Linked DNA regions of Mus musculus: all the other regions are linked to region 1. Evidence: chromatin loops called from intact Hi-C (ENCODE). Cell type or tissue: heart. All regions are shown on one strand.

Evidence for each region. Hi-C counts contacts between places; a loop is a spot of excess contacts. Peaks named below come from ENCODE experiments on the same cell type or tissue, not always from the same donor. Only the 100,000 strongest peaks of a DNase experiment are listed, where the experiment ranks them.
Region 2: it touches region 1 in a loop (2.7-fold over the local background); 15 of 42 quality-filtered maps call a loop at or near these places.
Region 3: a loop joins it to region 1, with 6 times the contacts of the local background. A loop is called at or near these places in 5 of 42 quality-filtered maps.

Annotation. Positions count from the first base shown.
Region 1 is chrX:85,773,331-85,781,330 of GRCm38, forward strand. Gk (glycerol kinase) reads right to left here and starts at 3,489. Exons shown (of 21, transcript NM_001294140.1): 1 at 3,096-3,489. The coding sequence starts at 3,173. It also overlaps the pseudogene Gm14766 and a transcript of 5430427O19Rik not described here. In heart, no CTCF peak of the experiment used is centred here; a DNase peak (open chromatin) is centred at 3,431; H3K4me3 peaks cover 2,065 bases; H3K27ac peaks cover 1,781 bases.
Region 2 is chrX:85,882,832-85,890,831 of GRCm38, forward strand. 5430427O19Rik (RIKEN cDNA 5430427O19 gene) reads left to right here. Exons shown (of 2, transcript NM_001163539.1): 2 at 4,998-8,000. The coding sequence starts at 4,999. The coding sequence ends at 5,895. Among named protein-coding and RNA genes, the nearest start is that of 5430427O19Rik, 17 kb to the left of the region's middle. In heart, no CTCF peak of the experiment used is centred here; a DNase peak (open chromatin) is centred at 4,020; H3K27ac peaks cover 1,143 bases.
Region 3 is chrX:85,573,794-85,581,793 of GRCm38, forward strand. Tab3 (TGF-beta activated kinase 1/MAP3K7 binding protein 3) reads left to right here and starts at 229. Exons shown (of 10, transcript NM_001358447.1): 1 at 229-529; 2 at 1,757-1,817. In heart, no CTCF peak of the experiment used is centred here; a DNase peak (open chromatin) is centred at 118; H3K4me3 peaks cover 1,836 bases; H3K27ac peaks cover 1,138 bases.

The DNA of each region.
Region 1 (8,000 bases):
CTCCTGGGAATCACCTTGTGACTGAAATACTTAGTCAGCAAATCCACTCTCTGCACTCCCCAGGGAGTGGTTTACAACCAAAGGAAACACTACCTTGCTAAACCATTCCCAAGTTTTCCCAATGACCCACTTGGCCTTTGAAGCACAGACTTCTTAGTCGTTTCTTAAGGAATACACAGTGTTATCCACCAACATTTATTTGTAATTATTTGCCATTTAGTTTTCTCTTCAGGTTACAAACTAAAAAATATATATATAATAATTATAGCATTATGAACTTGATAAATTTTTTCTCTATTATTGTAAAAAATACCTTTAGGAAACAAAATATGAAGAGCCAGAAACAAGAAAGACTGCCTGGACTACAAAGGTAGCACTAGGAAGAACCCAAATGAAAGCAAGCTCACCACGCTGGCTCCTAAGAAGGAAACCTTTAAAGTTCTAAACTATTTTACTCACATCCATAGAAGGTAATGCTATACAAATTGGAAACAATTATCGTGCTTTGCTTGTCTTTCCCCAACGCTTTGAGTTAATAGTTGTTAACTTATGATCTGGAAAGAGAATAATAAAAAAGTAGGAAAGTTTAGCCAAGGACTCTAAAGTACCATCTTTTATTAGAATAAATGGAAGATCTGGCCTGAGACACTATTGCCAGTGTGTTTGTGCCCTGCCTGGCCCCTGTAGTCATTAGAGTGAGGATTTTTAAAATTAATTGTATTATTAACTTTTTTGTGGTGTGTGTGCACACCACAGCACACATGTGGATGTTGGAGGAAAACTTGAGAGAGTTGTTTCTCTCATTCCACCATGTAGGTCCCAAGGACCAAGATCAGATCATTAAGATTGTTGGTCGTGGTGGCGCACGCCTTTAATCCCAGCACTCGGGAGGCAGAGGCAGGTGAATTTCTGAGTTCAAGGCCAGCCTGGTCTACAAAGTGAGTTCCAGGACAGCCAGGGCTACACACAGAAACCCTGTCTCAAACAAACAAACAAACAAACAAGTAAAAAGATTGGCAGCAAGCACCTTTATCCATCCACTGAACCATCTCTCCAGCCCTTAGTGTGACAAATCTCAAATATGACTTCAAAATTCAACCAATATGGCTGATTGTGGTGGCTTGTGTTCATAATTGTAGTACTTATGGGGCTGAGGCAAAAATACTACAAGTTTGAGACCACCCTGTGCTACTAGTGAGTCATGAACAGCCTGAGCTATGTAGCAAGATACTGTGTTAAAATATTCAGCTCATGGAGGGATGGCTTAGCATCTGAAAGCACTAGGTGCTCCTCCAAAAGACCTTCATTTGGTTGCCAACATTCACAGGGTAGCTCACAACTGTCTATAATTCAAATTCCAGGAGATTGGACACCCTCTTCTGGCCTCCTCAGGAAGTAGGCACACACATGGCTTATAGACACATGTGTAGACAAAATTCCCACTCACATAAAATAAATACATTAAAGTAATCCCACTTATTAATGTTTAATAGGCTCAGAAAAATGATAATAATTGTGTAGCTATATTATTGTTACAGATATATTAAACAAATCCAGCCAAGCAGAGTTATTTATGATCCAGGATTACTTTATAAACTTTTATATGAATGTAAGACAAAATGAATCCTACCTTTTGCTATTAAAAAGTGTAAAATGCAGATGTGAAACAATGATTGAGAAACTCAAACCAGGGTTGTCACTAAGGAATATTTAAATTGAAAGTGGACTGAAAGTTTCTCAATTACAAAAAAAAAAAAAAAAAAAAAAAAGAAAAAGAAAAAGAAAGAAAAAACCTTCTGATCACAACACAATGCACTGTTTAGCCAAGTGCTAGTCGAAGAACACACACAGCTGTGCGTGCTCATGTGCACAGGTGTATGTGTGCACATTTACCAAATAATACAGGAAGAGTTGGGGGTATAGTTTAGTGATAGACTGCCTGCCTCCCATGCTACCGGCAAGGATATCAACCCCTAAGGGTACAGGTAAATAAATCATTGAAGAAAATTCATGGTTGATAAAGAAATAAAGAGGGAGGTAATTAATCACTAAGTATTTACATCAACTTTCCAGGTTAGTCAAATGCTCAGTGAAGCATGGGCTTTTAGCAGCTTTCTATTCACTTAAATTACTTTCAAATGATCTCACTGAACTGAATGCTAGCTCACTTCAAGAGCAAGTTTCCTAGCTGTGAGCAAGCAGTGGCTCATGCCTGGGAAGCACTTGCCTGGCTGAGGCAGGAGGATCAGGAGTTCAGGCTTCTCTGGAGTAAATAGGCAGATCCCCGTCTCAAAAAAAAAAAAAAAAAAAAAACGAAAAGAAGAAGAGCTAAACTTCACTGCAAAACGAAGCAGCCAAGAGACATTTAAACAGCACCTCGTTATGGTAATTCTCATCGTGCATACTAACTAGAATTGCCCTGTCACATTAAACAGTAGAGTGGAGTGGACAATATCTGATGATAATGGTCAAAGTGTCAGAACTGAACTGATTAAGCTCTTGAAATGAAATAAAGATTACTGAGAATTGCAATCCGTTTCCAATATGTTCCACCACCCCCTCAGTAGTCTAGCCTCTGCAGCTTCTGTGGCAGAGGATGACAAAGCATCAGCATGCTAATACTTTATTCGTTCTACCGCTTGAACGGACGCTATGTTGGGTGACCACAGCCGTGACACAGCTTTCCCTCCATCCAAGGACATCCTGTGCCCAGCAGGCCAAACACTCATAGGGAAGATCGCAGCAGTGTCAATGTGACCACCTGTCCTTTACTGCATCGGGGTTGCTCTGCTTGGATGCTCCAAGAGTACTCACTCTCTTTGGGGAATCTCCCTATTGGTATGCGACCTGGCTCCACCACCAAGGCTGAGAATGCTCAACTCTGCTGCGGGGGTATCCTAGGAGGCCAAGATCCACCCCCAGAACAGGACAATCCCAGCATGGTAGGTCCCCCTTTTGGCCTCCTTTCCTCGCCCCAGCAGCTAGGGCCCAGGAGAACAAGAGGCGCGCGGACTGAGGACGCAACACCCCGCCTTTTCGTCCTCCGGCTAGTGTCCCAGTTCAGTGGGCTGAGAAGATGTCACCCCAGGGCTCACCAAAAAACGTGTCGAGCTGGTACCCTGGTCCACTGCTCCCACCAATGGCCCCAGAACTGCTTTCTTCGCGGCTGCCATGGAAGTCAGTCAGCTTCAGAGCAGAGAGCTTAACACGGCTGGTCTCCGGGGTGACTGTGGAGGGCTGCGGAGGGCGGAGCAGGGACAGCGGAGGGCAAAGCAGCGCGCTTCTGCTGAAGGCTCGCGCGGCTCCTAGGCAGCCCCTTTACTCCCGCCCGGCCGCGTCGCCCCGCCCCTCCAGCTCAGGCCCCGCCCCGACCTGCATTCTCCTAGGCCTTGGGAGGCGTGGCAAATGGGGGGGCGCTGTCTTCCGGGCGGGCCAATGAGCGACTACAGAAAGAGACCCAGGAGCAGGCCAGTCTGAGGGTTGTGAGACGTCACGGGGGCGGGGTCAACGCACGGCGGGGGCTCTGGTCCGCGCGGTGGGTCACGTGGTCGGGGACGGGCGGAGCGTCTGCCTTTAGCCAAACTCGGGCTTAGTGGAGGGCGGGGCCTCACAGAACACTCCCTGTACCCGGCCCTGAGGCTTGCACCGAACCCCGAGACTTAAGCCTGCTGGAGCAACCCGAAGTGCAGAGCTGCCTCTTCCCTCTCTGGTAGGCTGTGCAGAGTGCGACCTGAGTCGCCTGGTGGACGATCCAGTCCTTTCGTCCCCGCTCTTCCCACGCCCCGCCTGCTGAGCCGCTGTTAATAACAATAAGCTCTTCTACTGGCATCAATTCGGGGTGCGACCAGCTGACGAAGGGATCTAAGCGAACCCCTCACATTTGTAGGCCAGGGAGAAAGAATGCGGAAGTTATTTCGGCTTATCATGTAAGGAAAACGTGTCAAACCATTGTCTCCAAGAACCTCAGGTTGACCAACCATGAAGGAAATACCCGGCACCTCCCAGTCCTGAAGCGCCCTTGCTTTTTTCGCTTGGCTTCACTGAGTATGCCCTCCCCTATGCGCCATTTCCGCTCGCTTTATTAACCACTGTGGACTAGGTTGGGAGCGAATTGGGATTCTCATTTGACCTTGAATTTACCTTGCCTAGATCCTTTGGAGGCGTGCGTTCTAAAAGGCTTTCAAACTTTGGACTGGACCCGCAGTGAGAAATAGTTTTCAAAACAGCCTGGGGCTGGTGTTTGTGGGCTGCTCATTGCACTTGCAAATTTTTTGTGTAATAATTATATGCTGTATACACGTGTACATTTTTAAATATTTTCTAAAAGCATTTTTTATCTATGCCATGCATTCTATGTATTTCATTCTATGGGATACCATTTTTTATAACACCTTGATTGGATAAAAAAATTAACTGAGCTAGGTGATTTAATGCAAGTCTATAACCCACTATGGAGAAGGATCAAAAAGGAGTTCAAGGCCATCCTTGGCTACCTTACCACCTTGGCTACCTTACCACCACCAAAAAACGAAAGAAAGAAAGAAAGAAAGAAAGAAAGAAAGAAAGAAAGAAAGAAAGAAAGAAAGAAAAGAGAGAAAGAGAGAAAGAAAGGAAGGAAGGAAGGAAGAAAGAAAGAAAGAAAGAAAGAAAGAAAGAAAGAAAGAAATCAAGCAAGCTCAGATATTGGTTTTGTAAGCTACCATGCTTTCTATCATCTTTAGAATTGATACTATTCCCAATGTCTTTCCATCCATTTCCCAAATCTCATACTATTTTGTAGCACCCCACAGTTGTCATGAATTCCCTTTGCTCTATAGCACCTCACTCATACATATTTATTTATATACTTTGTGTATGTTTATGTAGTTTTCCCATGCTTGCTATGAAAGCACAATTTCCTGTCCTGGTGTTCCTGATGAGGACTGCTTAGAGAAATGCTCCACTTGCTGACAATTGACAAGCTTTCAAATAAGTCAGTATTTTTTTTTTAATTTCCTGGAATAGACTAAGAAGCAGCCAGACAGGATAGACAAATATTAAGACACTAGGCCAACTTCTCTGTCAAATTTGTGATAGGCATTAATTGAGTAGATTATATGGAAAAGGATTCTCATAGTTCTAGAAGTCAGTAAGAACAGAGCCACAGACCTTACTATGTTGAAGCATTAAAAAAAAAAAATCCTAACCACATCTGAACTTTAGCACAGTTGCGGCTCAGATTCCAACGGGACAGCAGATTATTTGTTTAACAGCACAGTAGGGATCAGAATTCCGTTGTTCCCAATGAAATGAAAGTAGAGGATCATGAAAGAGCCTTAAATTCATTTTTACTGTGCTTCTTATAACATTGTGTATCTTAGAGCTTCACTGCTGTCACCAGAACAAATGTGAAGAGCCACAATATTATTTTAATGTTCCCAAGCCACTCCTACCTCAAATGTCCTCTAAAACAAACAAACAACAACAGCAACCCAGAAAGATGTCCTAAATGGAGAAGTCTAGCTCAGCCTATCTTAATTCCCTACCCTAAATATTCACCCTAAACTCTCACAGATTTATTGTCTCCCTTTTATCTGGTCAGACTTGCATGCCTGAGATTCTAGGTAGAGGCAGAATGCTCAGGAATTCAAGGTCATCCTCAGCTATATAGGGAAGTGATACCAGACTGGGCTATATAAGACTTTGTCTTAAAAGGAAAGCAGCGGAAAGAATTATTCTGTTTTTCTTTCCCCTTTCCCATCCCTTCAAGCCACAGCTTCGGTCCAAAAATTCTGTATAAATGTAAAACTGAATAATAGGTACTATGTTTTTATATTGTCCAAAGTTGTTAAAAGAAACACTAGGACAACTGAGTCCCAGAGAGAACAAATAATCTACATATTTGAGACCAGCCACCCTCCAATGTCACATCCAAGACTAGAATTTCATTCTGGCATGAAATCTAGTGTCCTTCATAACAGCCTAAAGGAATGGAAGCTGAAGGGAATTAGAAAGGAAAATGGAGAAGAAAAAATGAGGAAAATGGAAAAGCTGATAGAGATAGTATGTCATCCTTGATCAATCATCCTTGATCATCCCCGACCACTAATACATATCACAGGCAGAGCAGCAGAAGAAACCCTTAGTGTCTTGGCCCTGACATTCAACACTTAATCTTCATGACCTCAAGTAACCCACGGTTTCTTTTTGCTCACTTGCAAAATAGGGAAAATGTCATTTATAGTGACGTGAATGAGTTACTAATGTAATGTCTCTGGAAGCACGGTATGAGCAGTACAGCTATGCAGGAAAGGCAAAATTCATGTATTTATATTGTCAAATTGGCTTGTCCCAAGGAAATCCAGGTGTGAAGGCTAGGAGGGAAGTGCTTCGTGCAAATAGTTTAAGGAGTCTGAGTCATCTGAAGGACACATACACTGGCATCATTTCCCTTTCCTTCCTCTCTCTCTCTCCCTTCCTTTTTCTTTCACCAGGTCTTAGGTAACCCAGCCCAACAGCTCCTCCATCTCTATTTTGCCAAGGGGGTTTAAGATAGATCCTTCTACTCCATTTCCTAGTGTTGGGATTACAGGTGTATGCCACCACCTCGGGCCCTTCCTGTTATGATTTCTGACGGGTAGAGCAGGAAGCCAGTGTCAATCCTGGCTAGAGAGTCTTCTGTTGGTTCTGTTATTCCTTCTCTAATTTTTCCTGTTGTTAATTTACTTATGCAGATGTGGCATAAACAGAAAACCTGTTTTTCCCTAGAGAATACTCTGGTAACCCTCCTTGTTCTTCTCATGTTTGCCTAATAACTAGCAGTTATTCGTTGGATATAGTGTCTTACACCTATAAGTCCAGCTGTAAGGAGACTGAGACAGGAGGATTGCCAAGAGTTAGAGGCCAGCATGGCTACAGCGGAGACCTTGTTTAAAAGGAAAAAAAAGTTCAACCTAATCTATTTGGAAAGTTAACATTTTCTTAATACCTCCTGTGTTTTATTAATGTATATGGGTTGAGAAGAATAATAAAAACATAAGGTGGAAAGTCAGTGTTAGAAATGTTTATTTATTGAAAAGCACAGGCAAATATCACTTTATGGATTTTGGGTGAATTGAGCAGATCTATCAAAAGTTTGTAGAAGGTGGCACCAGATAGAGAAACAGATAAGGAATTTAAACATACTCGATTTTTAGCCTCTTTGCAACTTAGAGAATCTATTCTTATGCATGCTAGTAATCTAAATGTGAACGTAGCCATGTGTTGCATTCCTCAATTACAGCTATTTGGAAAGCTAAAGGAAAAACAGCCATAAGATTAATACCTGCCTAGGTTAAAGAATGAGTTCAAGGCCAGCCTGGGCAATTCAGTGAGACCCTGTTTCAAAATAAAATGTAAAAAGAGTGGAGGGAAAAGTTGCAGGGCATTTGAACCTGTTTCTAATTAAGGTGTGGCTCAGCCCTTAGTATATACCTTTAATTCCTCTGGCTAGAATACAGACATACTCTTAGTTCTCACCTTTAATCCCAAATAATGAAGGTAAAGTTAGTTTGCAGAAAGAAGCACCCATATTTGAAAGTGATGTCTACCTGAGTGGCAGAAAAAGTAACAAATCAGAGAAAGATTTGGTAGAATAGGATATGCCCAACTCTCAAGAGAGAGGAAAGGGAAGCTACTTAAGGGAGAGACAGACAGTACAGGAAGGAGAGAGTACAGTACAGGATACAGTAGAGTTCACAGAGAATATACCATAGAGTAGAGCAGCCCAGAGAGGGAGGAGGCCGTTTTACCTGGGAGAGTTATAGAGCGACAGGCTGAAAGAGAGAGAGAGAGAGAGAGAGAGAGAGAGAGAGAGAGAGAGAGAGAGAGAGAGAGAGAGAATGAGAACAGGCTAGACACAGGTGAAGATAGAACAAGCCAGATAAATGAGAAAGAACTAAAGGATCGGAACAGATTTCTAGAGTTAGATTGGGGCCAAGCAGAGCAATTCAAGAGAGGATGGGAGAAGCCAAATTAAATCA
Region 2 (8,000 bases), 110 kb after region 1:
CTGTACCAGTTTAGATTCTGCATTAGTGACTTGTATTGTTGCTGTGCCAAAATGTCTTGACAAAAGCAACTAAAGGGAGAATGGATGTATTCTGTCTCATGGTTCAAGGTTTTAGTGCATCATGGTGGGAAAGTCTTGGCAGCAGGAGCAGGAGAGAAGCAGGAGGCAGCTGCTCTCATTCTGTGTGCAGTCAGAAGTTTGTCTTTTAAGTAATTCAAGATCGTGGCAAATTGGCAACCATTATTAACCTTTACAGATGTTTCTTCTTTACCCAAACCCTTGGCAGTATTTGTTGTTTGATATATTGATGAGAGCCATTCTGGCTAGGTTATCGTAGAATGTCAAAGAAGTTCAAATTTGCAATTCCCTGATGGCTAACAGTGTTGTCCTTCTTTTGGTAACTGTTCTTTTCACTTGTACATTTTTAAAAGAATTATTTATTTTATGTATCTGAGTACACTGTAGCTGTCTTCAGACACACCAGAAGATGGCATCGAATCTCATTACAAATGGTTGTGAGGCACCATGTGGTTGCTGGGAATTGAACTAGGACCTCTGGTAGAGCAGTCAGTGCTGTTAACTGCTGAGCCATCTCTCCAGTCCCACTTGTACACTGGTTTGTTTGTTTGGTCATTTGTTTTTCAAGGTAGGGTTGTTCTACCATGTAGCCCTCTTTGCCCTGAAACTTGCTCTGTAGACCAAGTTGATCTTGAACTCACAGAGATCTGCTTGCCTCTGCCTCCCGAGTGCTGGGATTAAAGGCATGTGCCACCACTGCCCTGCCACTTCCTTTTGAATTTGTTAGGTATGTTGGATATTAGTGCCCCCTGGAGGGGATTGCTGGCAACAGTTTGAGAGATAGAAACACACACACACACACACACACACACACACACACACACACACACACACTTATGCCTATTCTGTTCTCTTACTTGGAATCTTTGCTTCTTTATCTCAAAGTTGGGTTCATAGCTTCCTATGTAGGAAGTACTCTTTGTCAGTCAAAGTTTAATCCCATCACAATGTTGCAGGTGATGAAGCTAAGGAACTTTCAAAGGGACCAGATTGAGACCTTTACCCTGTATTTTCAGGTCTTCGTCACCATCAAAGAAAGAATTGGGAGACAGGATAAGATAAGGAATTGAAAACAAATATGCTTATGGGGCGAGTGCAGGCTTCTCAAGCTGAAGGAATCGTGGAATTTCATTCATTTATTTATTTATTTATTTATTTATTTATTTATTTATGTCTTTGAGCCACGACATCTTTCTGTAACCCAGGTTGTCCTGGTAACCAGTTGTCTTTACCTCACAGCACTTTTACTGCTAGGGATCTGGACTCAGGTTCTTGTGCAGTTGTGTCAAATTAATTCATTTCCCCAGCCCATGGAGGTATCTATAGCAATGATAATATAAAATATATTGATAATATAATGAGAATGATAGAGCAACAGTTAGTTAGTGGTTATCTTGGTAGATTATGTTTATCCAAACTGTGTTTTGAGGTAAACACATGTTTATTCCATTCTTTTTTTTTCCCACTGTCAGAATGGTGACATGTTGTTCTGTTGTAGTAAAGGTCTACAGTTGCATCAGCCCTTAACAACTGTGCAGTTTGCCTTTTTTATTCCTTTGCCTATCAGGTTTATCTCAGTGGCTTCCTCCACCCAGGTTTTACCTCTGAGTTCCAGGATGCTCATATGTAGAACTAGAAGATCAGTTAGGAACGGGCATATGTAGAGAATAGCTTTGATTTCACCAGGTCATCACACACATATCCTTGGCAATGTCTTCATGTGGCCCCTGGTTAGTGCTCTTTGTAGTTCTGTCTGCAATATTTCTATCCTAACTGTAGGCATCTTTCAGGTACACGGGCTTTCAATATCTTTTCAGTTTGTAAGGAGACTTGATAAGGTAGCCTCAGGACTGCATGCCTATCTGAACCATGTGCCTGTCTGATTTGCATCTTGTTAGGCATGAGAGAATTTCTGAGAGTTCCTGTTTCCTCACTCTCTCCATGGGAACTAGGGTATGGAGAGCAAAGGAAATCCTGAGTAAGTGAAGTTCTGCCTGAGTGAGCATGTGTTGTTGGCATGGGCACAGCCAACTCAAAGACCCTAACCTTAGGACCAGAAGAAAATGGCAAAGCCTTCTTTGGATGTCCAAGTGTGGGCATTGGTAGTGTGTGCAGGAAATGTCTACCATAGCTTTCTTCCTTCAGATATTTACAGCCTGAAGGCTTTTACCTTATAGAGGCTGTTCCTACTAGGATTAGCTAAATCTGTTTCCTTCTTTCAGTTACATGCCATAACACCACTTTCTTCTTTATCTGTACGGAATCACCCATCCTCCTTGTTCAGCCATATGCATTAATGCCAAATCTCTGTTCAACTCTATGTAATTGTCCTAGCTAGGGTTTCTATTGCTGTGACAAAACCCCATGACTGAAAAGCAAGTTGGGGAGGAAAGGGTTTATTCAGCTTACATGTTTGCATTGCTGTTCATTACAGAAGAAAGTCAAGACGGGAACTCAAACAAGGAAGGATCCCGGAGGAAGGAGCTAATGCAGAGGCCATGGAGGAATGTTGCTTTCTGGCTTGCTCCTCATGGCTTGCTCACCTTGCTTTCTTGTAGAACCCAGGACCACCATTCCAGGGATGGCACCACCCAAAATGCACTGGGCCCTCCCTCATCAATAACTAATTAAGAAAATTCCTTAAAGCAAATCTTATGGAGACATTTACACAACGGAGTCTCTCTCTATTCAGCTAACTCTAGCCTGCATGTCAAGTTGACACAAGACCAGCCAGCACAACAAAAAAACACGCTGAGCTCCTGGGGTGCTGTGGTTTTTCTATTAGAAAACCTCATCCACCTGACTTCAGTTTTTCTATTTGTGTTTCTCTGTGTGTTTGTCTTTTCCCTATACACTCTAGTCAGGTCCATCGCAGGAGCCTTTCTGGACAGGGCAGTTGGCTACTGACTTCATAATGCTGACCCCAAAATATTACGCCCTAAGCTTTTAATGCTTTTGATGTTAGATTATGAAGTTCGAAATCTCAAGTTATAGTATCTCAAAAATCATTCTTTTATTATTAGTACACTCACCTCTCTCTTTCCTTTTGATTTATATGAGACATGATTGGGCATAGGCTCCAGATCCTTCTGCCTCGACTTCCTAAGATCATGGATGCATAGCTCCATGCTTGACATTTAGTTTCTGTTTGCCTGTGTGTTTTGAAACAGGATCTCACTGTCAACTTTTGTTTTTTATTAGTTTTTTAGACTCTCTCTACGTGGTCCCAGCAAATCTCTGCCAAGATTCTCTAAAATTTATATAGTAATTCCAAAGTCAACAGTGAACTTTTGCCGTGATTCGCAGTGATATTGAGCCTGTAAGGAGAGTGGCTTGCTGCAGCCTGGTGGGGACGGGTTAGGGAAGTTACTTTCTCACTATTAGAGCTTCTATGGTCATCTTTGTTGGCTGGCTAGTTATTCTTTCATGTGTTTAAACTTTATCTTTTCATCTGGAAACTAGTTTTATTGAGGTTAGAACTGTACTTTGAAAGTATTTCTTTAAGGTTGACATCATATTTTCCTTTTTGTCCTTATACTAAGAATACAAGCATGATTCACAGATTAGTTGAAAACTTAGCTTTGTACCTTTCTGTTGCATATTAACTTTGCCTACATTTAAGCAACTGGTGAATCTGATTAATATACTTTGGAAATAATTCCAAAAAATACAGATACTTATACATTATCTTTGTACAATTTTTAAAAGGAACATTCTAGTTACTTGGAAAACATGCATATAAAAGAAGGGCTGAAACTTAAAAACCATAACGTTGTGTACCTTTAACAATGATACTTCTTTTGACTTTTCATCTTCAGTGTCAAATCGACAGGTCTGTTTCAGTAGCCCAGCCCTTGTGATCAAAGACAACCAGCTCTCCTCACTGTCGCCCATTGCTCAAATTCCAGGAATGCCACTGTGTTCCTTTTTTTAGAAAATGCAGCTGCTGGTTTCTGGCTTGTTCTCTCCACCCCAGACTTCAATGACAACTGTTAAAGACGTGGAAGGGGGAGGGAAGGTGTGGGACGTCTTACTGTCAGGAAAGAATTTTAATAACTAGGGTAGAGGTAAACTTGTCAGTTGAGTGTAGACATTTCTAGGATATATTCTGTGATGTGAGAGGAATACAAAGAAAAATCCAACATAGCCTTAAAAGGTAGGGGGAAACATTGGTCTTTCATAATTTATCACTTATAAATTAGTTTCAGAACTCTTATCAATCATTTCATCAACGTACCAAACACTTTTAGAATCCCTCCTATATCCTGATTGCTGTCTAGACCCCAGGAAAGAAATTTTTAAAATTGAGCAACATTACAGTTCTTGTTTCAGTAGAATTTGCCACATATTTCTTCAGTCTTTTCTCATAACATACTAGCCATGTGGCTCTCCAGCTAGCAATGTCTCCACTCCCGGCACCCCTCCGGGCACAACATAATTCTCTTGTCCAATTCTTACAGCCCTTTGTAGTCATATTCCATGCTATTGTACCAGCCCCATTTCTTCTCAGCTTTTATTTTGTAGTGAATAGTCCATGCCACAGCGTCTTCTTATAATTTTAAGTCAGTAGCCCCAACTTCTGTTTACCCTTTATGCTTTCGCTTCACTGCCACATGCCTTAAGCCACATCTTGTGAGTCTTTCTTTTATGCCCTTTTCTTTATGCTACCTTTGTGCCTACCACTGTTATAATCCTCAGTATTATAATATTGGGATTATTTGTATCCAGTTTATTTTCTTCCATAAGAGAAGGATGGTCCTTTCATCTTTGTATCTCTAGCATATAACATAGGTGTGGTATACATTAAGTATATAGTGAGTGAATGAATTAATTTATCTTTCATTTTTCATATAGCAACTGTAAATTAATTTTTTCTAGCCTTCTTTCCTCCCACTATTTCTCATGAATTCTCTTTTCAGAATGCTATCAGAAGGATATCTCAGTGGACTTACCTACTGGAATGACATTCATTGGAATTGTGCATCTTATAATGAACCGGTGGCTGGGGACCAAGGCAAAGAGACAAGTTCTGTTGCTGCTCTTTCATATTCCTCTGTGGATGAAACACAAGTTCAAAGTCTTTATGTGAGCTGCAAATCCTCTGGGAAGTTTATTTCATCAGTGCATGCAAGGGCGAGTCAGCACAGCAGAAGCCAGAGCAGAACAGTGCTGCAGGCAAACAGCAACCCTGTATTTGAAAGTCCAACTTTAGCTGCAGTTGGTATATGCAGAGATGTGATCAGGGAGACCTACTTGGTTCCACCTTCTTGTAAAAGTATTTGCAAAAATTACAACGACTTACATATTGCAGGGGGACAGGTGATGGCCATTAACTCAGTAATGGCAAATTTCCCCTCTGAGAGCAGCTTTGAAGATGGTCCTTTGCTAAAGTCATCTGAGATTTCTTTGTCCATGGAGGATTCCACTTCCACTCAGCTCACTGAACTTCCCCTCAAACCTATCCAGCGGTACTCATCCTACTGGAGGATAACCAGCATCAAAGAGAAAAGCAGCCTGCAAATGCAGAAGCCTATTTCAAATGCAGTGCTCAATGAGTACCTGGAGCAGAAGGTGGTGGAATTGTATAAGCAATATATTATGGACACTGTGTTTCATGACAGTTCTCCTACCCAGATTCTGGCATCAGAATTCATCATGACGAATGTAGATCAAATTAGTCTTCAAGTGTCTAAAGAGAAGAACCTGGACACTTCAAAAGTCAAGGACATAGTTATTAGCCACCTGTTGCAGTTGGTATCATCTGAGATCAGCACCCCTAGTCTTCATATTTCTCAGTATAGCAATATAACTCCATAGAGAAGGCTCCTGTCAATTCCCCTTATTCCTATGAATCCCAAGGCACTATTGTATTAATTTGATCAGAGGATGTGATGGAGGGAATTCTGGAAGGGAATTAACAACTAGTAAAGGACACTTTGAGAAATCACATATGGAAAGGAACAGGAAGAGGAACCAAAAGAATGGTTTCAAGGACAAGTTTATACAGAATCAGAGCAAAATTAAAAATGATCACAGAGAGAAGGAAGGTACTGTGATTCAATTTTAGGAGTTCTGAAACTGGAAGTTAAGCCAAATCAGGAACAAAAGGAAACACTATGGCAAACTAGAAAGTCGATGGATTTGAGAATTGGGAATTAAACACCTGTTTCCTATTTAGATACATTTATCTAGGTTGTTTCTTCTGGAAAGAAATGGACTACAAGATGGTTGTTAAATTCAGGTGGACTGACATTTTTCCAAGTATAAGCTTGTATTTCTTTTCCTCTGTGCTATATCAGTAAGTCATGTAGATATACTCTTTATAAATATTAAATGAATGACAAACAAATCTCAGTTGTTTAAACATTTTTTTTTTTTGCAACAAGGCTCTATTAGCTCAGGCTGGTTTTACAATCCTTACATAGCCGATGATCTTGAATTCCTTATTCTCTTGCTTCTATCCCACAAGTGCTGGTATTATAGGTATGTATCATCAAATCTGGATGTGTTTTTATTTGAAATGAAAAGGTTCAGCCACAAGACTATGACTTAAATCTCCTAATTCTATTTAGTGATAGAGATAGCAGTGTTTCAACGGAAAACCTCCTATTGTGAACATTGAAGCATTTTATTTCACTGAGTGTGATTTTCATGGTGCTATGAGGTTCAAAAGGATTATGAATACTTTGCCCCCCATTTCCCTTTTTCATGTGTTCTTCTGACCTGGAGCCAGAAAAGGGTCTTCTGATTGTTCTATACAAGACCAAGGACTCCATAATTTCAATTTCTGTATATTTGTTTACTAAAACAGTAGCTTTACATGTGTATTACTGTCTTGATCTTTTATTCAGCTCAGGACTTAGAAAACTATGAGCCTTTGGTCAAATCTAACTTTATGATAGCTTTGGACTCTCGTGAGCTAAGGATAGGTTTTCCTTTTCTCTTTTCTTTTTTCCCTTTCTTTTCCTTTTTTCCTTTTCTTTTTCTTGAGGGAGGGCCTCTTTATTGTATAGCTCCAGCTGTCTGGAACTCCCTATGTAGACCAGGCTGGTGTCTAACACACAGAGATTTGTCTGCCTGTGCTTCCCACATGCTAGGAGGATTAAGGGCATGTGCCATTATATCACACTTGGCATGTTTTATTATTTTTAATTTTAATATATTTTAAAAGCCCAAAAGCTTAAGTTAAAAATACTTTAGAGCATATGAAAATTATATGAAATTTAAAATTGAAATTCAGTGTATATAAACTAGACTTTATTTGTTTATTTATTTATTTATTTATTTATTGGCAGTGCTGGTGATGGAATTCAAGGCCTTATTCATGACAGGCAAGTTCTATAACATATTCCATGCTGCCTACTAAATTTTATTTGTTTGTTTATATTTTATATAGTTTGTAGTTGCTTTTACATAAGAATGGTCGAACAGACATGACGGAGAACATATGACACAACAAAGCTTAATATTTCTTTTTACCATCTGGCTGTTTACAGTGATGTTTGCCAACTCTGTTCAATGACAGTGTCTTGCCCAAACTTGATTTAGGTTTTCCAGGAAGCAGACTTTCGAAAGGACATTGGGGAGCATTTTTATCCTTATGGGGAATAGGTTCCCTCTGTGATGGAATGAGGGAAGCAAATCCAGATGTTACCAGAAAGAGTTAGGGTGAATCTTCAAAATAGTTCCAAATTGAAACAAGTGAGTAGGCGTCTGTTCTCAAGCGTCTAAGTGCAAGGTGCATACCTTGACTGATGGCCACAGGTCTATGGAGTGGAGTGGAGTGGAGTGGAGTGGAGTGGAGTGAATAGCTGCAGCCTCTGGTCAGGAGCCTGGTGTCTAGGAGCATGGAAAAAGGCCTACCATTCCAGTGCAGGCTAAGGTCACCTGCTGGGTTACCGGGGTTTTAAACCTAGCTCAAC
Region 3 (8,000 bases), 200 kb before region 1:
CGCCCTCTGGTTCCCGTGGGGAAAGCCTCGCGAGATCGCTTACAGCAGGCCCGGGCGGTGCCATCTTTGTGTCTGGCGAGCGAAGGCGCCCGACGGAAGCCCTGAAGCCGGCAGCTCTTTGGCCCAACCTCTCCCAGAGACCGGATCCAGGAAATACGAGGCGGGCTTCAGTGGGAGGGACGCCGCGAGGGAGGAGGAGGAGGCAAGGGGGCGGCGGCAGCGGCGGCGGCGGCTCACACCGGATCTGCCCTCGGCACGGCGCGCAGTCAAGGGGGTTCGGCCGGGGAAGCCGTGCCCGCCCGGACCCCCCGTGGGAGCCTGCGGACGGACCGAGGGCCGGGCGGAGGAGCCCGGAGCGGCCGCGGGGGCTCGGTGAGTGGTGGCGGGGAGGCCCGGCACCTGCCCGAGGCTAGGACTTCGGAGGTGCCCTGGGGTCGTCCTAGTGACCCCGCGACCACGACGTTGGGCGTGGGCGAGACTGCGGGTGTCGGCGGGGCTCGTCCCGGCCTCTGGCTCTCAGCCGGCCCGGGTAAGTACCTGGCTGCGGGAGGTTTGCGCAGGGCCTGTCGTGGCGGCTGCGCCCGCCAGGACGCCCCGAACGCCCCGAGGCCGAGGGGAGAGGGAGTGGCTGCGGGTTGGGGGTGGAGGGGCTTGATCGCTATCAGCCCTCGCGGGAGAGGCGAGGATGCCTTTCCTCCTGGGCTCCTGGACATCCTGCAGAACGCACCTCTATGGACAGGTTTGAAGTCCGGGTTAAGGCGTTCGAGGGATTAGGACTCGCAGAACTAAGGCTGATTCTTTTAAAGGTGTTGGGACCTGTGCGCAAGGTTAGTAGTGGTAGAAATGATTGTCGTGGAAGTGGTTTGCAAATAATTGTTGGCAGGTGTTGAGGAAAGCTAAGATACTGTCGTCTTTTAAAGATGACACTGAACAGCCGCCCTCTGAGGTCCAACAACAGATTAGAGTTGGTCCTAGTTGGAGGTTTATAGTTTACTACCGCGTATCTGCTTATAAAGTGGATTAAGTAGGATAGGAGGAGGGAAGATGTAGGCAAGGTGAAGGAGAAAGTAAGCTGCACAGTAAAGAACCAAAAGTTCAGATTCAAGACACGTTGAAGTATAAAAAACTGCCTGTTCTGAAGCATAACATTTAGAATTTGGTTGTTGCTGGGGAAATTGCCTGTTAGTGGTGCAAGGCAGGGCTCTTTGGTTGTGGGCTTCAGTAACCTTTGTCAATTTTTATCATTTATAATGTATTTAGGAGTTTGTAAACGGAAAGGAAGGAGCAGTGTAAAAGAACAACTTGATGAACCCGGCTTGCTCTGTACTTTGTTAGTGGGTGGGGGTCGGGGGCTTACTTTTTGCTTTATGAGTGATTTATAGGACTATAAAAGAACACACTTAGAAAGGACGCATGGTTGAGAAGTTTTTGGATTTTTTTAAATGGAGATTTAACTATAATATTCAATTACAAAGTACACTATCTTCTATGGTAACTTTTCTCAATGAACACTGGAAGTCAGCAAGCACGTCTTCAATTCTACATATACGTAATTTGTAATCAGTGGGTTATGTAATTTTTACAAACGTACAGTCCCCCTCCCCTTTCTCCTAGAACTTGTTTAATCAAGACAAAGTTGGCTTTAGGGAAGGTAGATAATAAATATATGATTCCTGACGTTACATCTGACAAGGCATAATGAATGTCCAGTCGCCCTGACTTTTCTTCTGTTATGTGACATATTCTTTAATTGCAGGCAACCCTGTGCAGTTTGTGTTGGAGCAAAGTGAGCTGAGTATCTGCAGTCACTGGACTTGGTAGGCAGTATGCATTTTAATTGAATCCTAAGTGTTTCTCGATGTTAGAGACAATGTCTATTGCACAGATAACAGCATAAAACTTCAGTATTCTTCTGTAGCTTGCTTACATAGCTGAGGTTATATAGTGCGTAAACTGCAAAGCTAGAACTCAGATTCTTGTATATCTAAGTTTAGAGCATGTGTTCTTTCTAGATACGCTGTATGTGTTTATGTGCTGGCATCAATTTATTGAAAGTGGAAATTTTTTATTGTAAAGAAACCATTCAATTCTGTTGAAGGTTTTCGTGTGTCTTAAAAGATAATCTCAAGTATTTTTTTTTTATTTTGGATGTGTCCATTTTTTAGACGGAGGTATGGTTTGAGCTAATGTGTAAAGATTCTAAATAGTTAGCAGTGACCTATACCTGAAATTCATGGTTTTGGTAACTTCACCTTAGTGTACCCAAGATACTTCAAAGAATAAATGTTTTGTTTACTCTGATCTTGAATTATATTTATAATTGTACTACTAAAGTAAATAGCAAGTGTTCACAGGGGCCTTGGGTTGTGATAGTGTCCACAGGTCCTTCTTAGACCTCAGAACAGTACTTGTTAGGCAATTTTGCTGTTCTTCTTTACATTTAGTCCCAAAGTTTTAGAGTTAGATTGCATTTTGCAAAATATACGGCCAATATTAGGGCAAGCAGCAGCATCTCTTATGGGCCTAGGGGTGGACAGATTTTAGATCTTCCAGAGCAGCGAGTTTCCGAGCCTTTAGTGAAGTCACAGGGACACTTTGCAGAGGTGTTAGGTTGGGAAAGGCATGGCTTTTGGCTCCCACTGCTCTCTGCTGTTGGGTCTCTTGACGTGCTGTTGAGCTCGTCCTCGTCCTAGCTCTTATCTCTGTTGAAGAGACAGGCCCCACATCTGGGTAGAGTTCAGCTGGAAGAAAAGCTAGAGCAGTAGGGGGTGGGGTGGGGAGGAAGATGACACCTAAGTGGTGTTCATCCTCCAGCAGGTCATTCGGCCAGAGTTAATTATGTGGTTAATTATCTTTGGCTGGAAATTCTAGAAATGTTTTGCAGTTTGGGATCTTTTTTTTTTTTTTTTTCTAAAGATGTAAATTGTTTTAGAAGTCTTCCTGGAATGGCCCTGTCTCACAGACATGGAGAAAAGATTTCTGAGTTTCTCAGTCTGGGTATGTGTTCTATGGAGTATGGGGCTGGTTTAAATAACACCTTGTAATCTTGACGGACAATCTTTGGGTTGAAGGAGCAAGTTTTTAATTATAGTTGTACTCCCAAGAAAGAGTTAAATATACTTTACTTGGGAAGGTAATTACTCCTGGTATTTGGCCTATTAGAGTGGAAAATATTGACAAATGAGAAAACCTACCTAGAAGTAAACAGAAAGCCTTTCTGACATATTTTATATCATCACTATATAAAAAAGCACACCGGGAAAGTGTATGTATGTAGAAGCTTATTTTCATTCCTTTGGCATAACCCTATATTAATATTATAATCATGAATATTTGTCTAAAACTGAAATAGATGTAATGAAATACTTGGAACTATCCAACTGAATCCTAAATATTGAACAACATTTTTATAATTTAGTTAATTGAAAGCTCTATTTGCTTACTATCCTATCCAACAGTCCACAATCTCACTTTTCTTCTTGCTTAAAGTCTCTCAGCTTGTATTCCTTCCTTTCTTGATGCTATCCTGTCATCACCTGGATCTTTCCTTTAATTCTCAGTTAACCCTGGGGTCTTTTGCAAGTTGTATGAAAAGTGAAGAGGCCTACAAAGCCTTTAAGCCCATCCCCTGGTCTGAATTCTTTTGCCCTAGCAAGTCAAGAGGAATGCAGTTAAGACCCTATAACCCACCAGATTGTGTCTTTAAAAGGAGAATGAGAATAACAGATTGAGGGAGGCAGTGTCCAGACTCTTGCTATGGTTTCCTGTCTCCCTTCTCCTGAAGAGTCAAGAAGCTAAGTTTGTAGAAGCCAGTGTGCTGCAGAAGTGGGCGTTGTTCCCTCCTTCTCTTCACCACCCACCTTACTCTCAGACGGTCCACTCCTTCCTTTAAGCAGTCATCCTCAATTTCTGTCCTTCTCCTAACTAGGTTTAGCCTTCATCCTCTTTGATCTCTCCCCTACCCCCAGCTCTGACTTTTGTCCTTTTTCATGCCCTTTCTCCTGCTCTGCTTTGATCAGAATTTAAGTAAGCTCAGACTGTTTTCTTAGTGAGGGAAGATTTCCTTCTACTTGCAGAACTTAATAGGGCAGTGATAGTTGGTGTGCTACTGAGTTGCAATGCTAAATGTGTTTTCCCATAGAACCATTGCTCACAGAACTTGGTGTTTTGTATACTTCTGTTACCTTCTGGATGTTTAGGCTTTCATGGATTGGTTTAGAAATGCAGCACATTTATTATTGTTTCCTGGGAAGCCTATGCCAATATATGATTTTAAAAATACTGCAAGTGGAAATTTCTGGTTTCTTTGGAGACTCAGTTGTGTCATATGATGTTTTCATGGAAATTCTACCTTTCCTTTCCACTACCTCTGGTGGGTGGTAGGCTAGAAGGGAGGCTAAAACATTTAAGTACCATTATTAAAAATAGGTTTTGAAAAATATAAGCCTATACAGCTGTACATATGAATTCAAAGTGCTCTCAGCTGTATGCATAAGACTTGTACAAGTTCAAGACAGAACAAAGCCCAGTGTAAAGATGGGAGTTGGGCACAAAAAGTATTGGCAGTTGTTTTAGCTTTTTAGAGAGGCAGAGTTCGTTTTCTCTAACAATTAATGGACCCTGATAAGTTAACCACACTCCAGTGGAAGGCAGAATTTAATAGGGCAGTGATATCCAGGAGTATTTGGGAAGCACAAATGGGTTTTGATAGGATTTTCTTTTAAAGGACATGAAGTTGGGAAGGGTAGGGAATCTGGGAAGAGATGGTAGAGGGAAAGTGAATATGATCAAAACATATTATTTTAAAAATCTCAGAACACTAGTTAAATATTAAAAGTGCCTTGTGTTCCAGAAATTGTTGGAGGTTGCTTGCTTTTTGTGAGAATAGTAGATAGCCCGTCTGTGACTATCCAACGTCAGTGTAGTTATGCTGATGGGATGGCTCTTCTAGGAAATAAGCTGATAAAAGGTTTTTTTAAAGTGTCTAGTCTTTGAAAATGTTTATTTTATACATATGGGTGTTTTGCCAGCATGTATATCTGTGCACCACCTGCCCAAGTTGACCAGAAGACATTAGATCTCCTGGGACCGAAGTTACAGAAAGTTATCAGATGCCATGTGGAACTGGGAATTGGACTTTGGTCCCCTGAAAGAGTAGCCTATGCTCTTAACCACTGATTTGGTCTTTTAGGATGTCAGTGAAAGTTTTCTGAATTAGGGTACACATTTTGAAATAAAAAGCATCTTTGTTCCATCTCAAGTTAATGTTTGTCATTAAAGCATATCTTATGGTGGTGTTAAAACAACCAAGTTCCAGTTTGTCATGGAAATGCTATCTTGCTTGCACTATTTCTTGTTGATGTTTTGAAACTTTTCAAAGGCCCTGGCCATCTTGGTGTTATTTACTCATTTTTACTTACTGATAAATGAGGATGGTGTTTGTTACCTGAAAGTTTTAATATAAAGGTTTATTAGGCTGCTGTGATATATGCTGTAAATGGTTGTGGTAATGAGATGATTCAGTGAGAGATTTCAAAGTGAGAAAAGCAAAGCCAAACTTACTGTGCACTTGTTTGCCATAAGTGTATTGAACCTTAGCTTGCTGGAAGGAAATAATCCAGTAAAAGTCAAGATGAGGCTGCAAGGGTTGCTCCAGGCCGTTCTTGTGTGAAAACTGAATTTCACCTTACACCCTCTGTTCATTTTAAGTTTACCAAATTCTCTAAATTATATACAGAATGTGATGGCTGAAAAACATCTCTGTGGGCAAAATTCTCAAACAACTAGATCTTTTGACACACACTAGCTCTGTGTTTTGGGGCAAATTGCTTAATCTCTGACCTGTTTCCTCAGTTTTGAAATGAGGATAATGTGGTATTTACCTCACGAGGATTAAATGGGCCAGAGGATATATTATATTTAAAGCATGGCTAGCAATAGTCAATGCACAAAAGAATTGTTTTTGTTACTAACATTGTCATTGTTGTTAATACTTGATCTTCCTTTCTATTGTGATAGGAGTAGCTATAAAAGATGCCTTTACTTACTTGATAGTAACCCTTGAAGCTAAAGCTTATGAAGGGGGCCCAGGCTAGATGTATAACTGCTAGATCTACTCACAACTAGTCATAGTTCAGGAAACCCATAGAATATTAAGATTTTTTTCCTATAGCCCCAACTCTATTATGTCTAGTATAAAGACTGCCTATATGAGCAAAATAGGATTGAGTAACTGTAGTTTCTTTATTAAAAATTAATGATATTGGCATCTGTAAAGCTAGAGTCTGTAGAAAGGGAGCCTCAATTTCTATAAGGTCTATAAATACATTTTTTAAAAAACTTGAAGTGCACTCCACTTTCCCACAGGAAAAAAAAAAACTTACATGGTGTTCTGCTTCTCAGGCCAGTTCAGCATATCTGAAATTGAATATTGATAGTACTGTTAAAAACTAACTTTCTCTATGACAATGTATCAGCAAAAACATGCATGCAGAACATCAGGTACTAAAAGATTATGAATGTAACTTTGTAGAAAACACAGTGGGCTCCTCCCTCTGTGCATGAAGAGCCTTGAGGAAGAGCTTTCTTTTCTGGTGGAGGATGAGAATAGGGTAATGATGAGAGCCATTTTTTTTTCTGGCTTGTATTTCAAAAGACTATACTGCCTAATAAAGTGACTATGACTACCAACTGTGTATCCAGAGTGCCTGCCTTCACATCTCTGTTCCACTATTGAAATGGTACTCTCCTTACAAGGTTTGTGGAAGGATTACGTGTATTGGTAATGGATGAAATACATAAAACCGTATCTTGCTGGTTTGTAAGAAATGTTGTATATTCATCTTTGTTAAGCTTTACTATTTTAGAACGTCTAGAATACCCTGCTCTACTTAGTTGTCTACTGCCTTTCTCTGGTGTACCTTCAATAGGATTCTTCTTTCCCACGTAAGAGTAGTTTTCTTGTCTTCTTTCCACAGAGGAGTGGGTTTAGATTTCTCATTTTTATTTCCATTCAGATTGAGGTGAGTTTTTATTTGTTTGGGCCTTTTGGGTTTGATGGTATAATGTTAGAAAAGTAGCTAGCATTTAAAGACTCCTTCCTGGGGGCTTGCTGTTAGAGCTCCACCTTCCTGCCATCTCACTGCCCTGCCCGTGGCTGGTTTATAAAGGGCCAGATCACCTCAGATGTACCTCAGCACCCATCTACAGCACAGTAGCACTGCATATATCCGTTTCCTTCCTTATCTAGTAGCCAGAGATCTCACAGCAATATTTTTAACTGTTTTAGGATACACAGTTAAAGGGATGGATCTCCCTATTGCAAACAAACAAAAAATTCTCTTTGAGTCCCAGGCCAGCCTAGACTACAGGGAGCTTCTATTTAACAAACAAACAAAAATAACAGTATGGACCAGAGAGATGGCTCAGTAGGGAAAGCCTTTGCTGTGCCAGTGTGAGGGAGGACCTGACTTCCAATTTCAAACCCACATAAAGCTGGGTATCAAACTAGCAAGATAAACTCAGTGGGTAAAAGCTCTTGCTATGCAAGCCCGACCATCTGAGTTTGATACTCTGGACCCATGTAAAGGTGGAAGGAAAAACCAAACTATACAAAGTGGGTTTTGATACTTCCAAGCATGCTGTGGCATGCACATACACTCCCCATAGTAAACAAACCAATAAATAAATGCTTTACAATCTTTTAAAAGTCTGGTTTATAGTCTCCCCTCCCCTCCATTAGGTGATTGAGGAAACTTGCTTGTGCTCAGTTGAGGTATACATTTCTCAGGTTTTAGTAGCTTTTACAAAACCATTTATTTATTTATTTATTTATTCCTTCATTCATTTATTGCTTTGGAACAACTTTAGACTTAAATTTACAGAAATAAATTACCCACATACTCTTCTCCCAATCCTGTCATACTTGTAAAAACTAAGACTGTATTACCCAAGTTGCAAAGTTTAATTTTTATTATTTCCCCCCCACTACAACCCTTTTT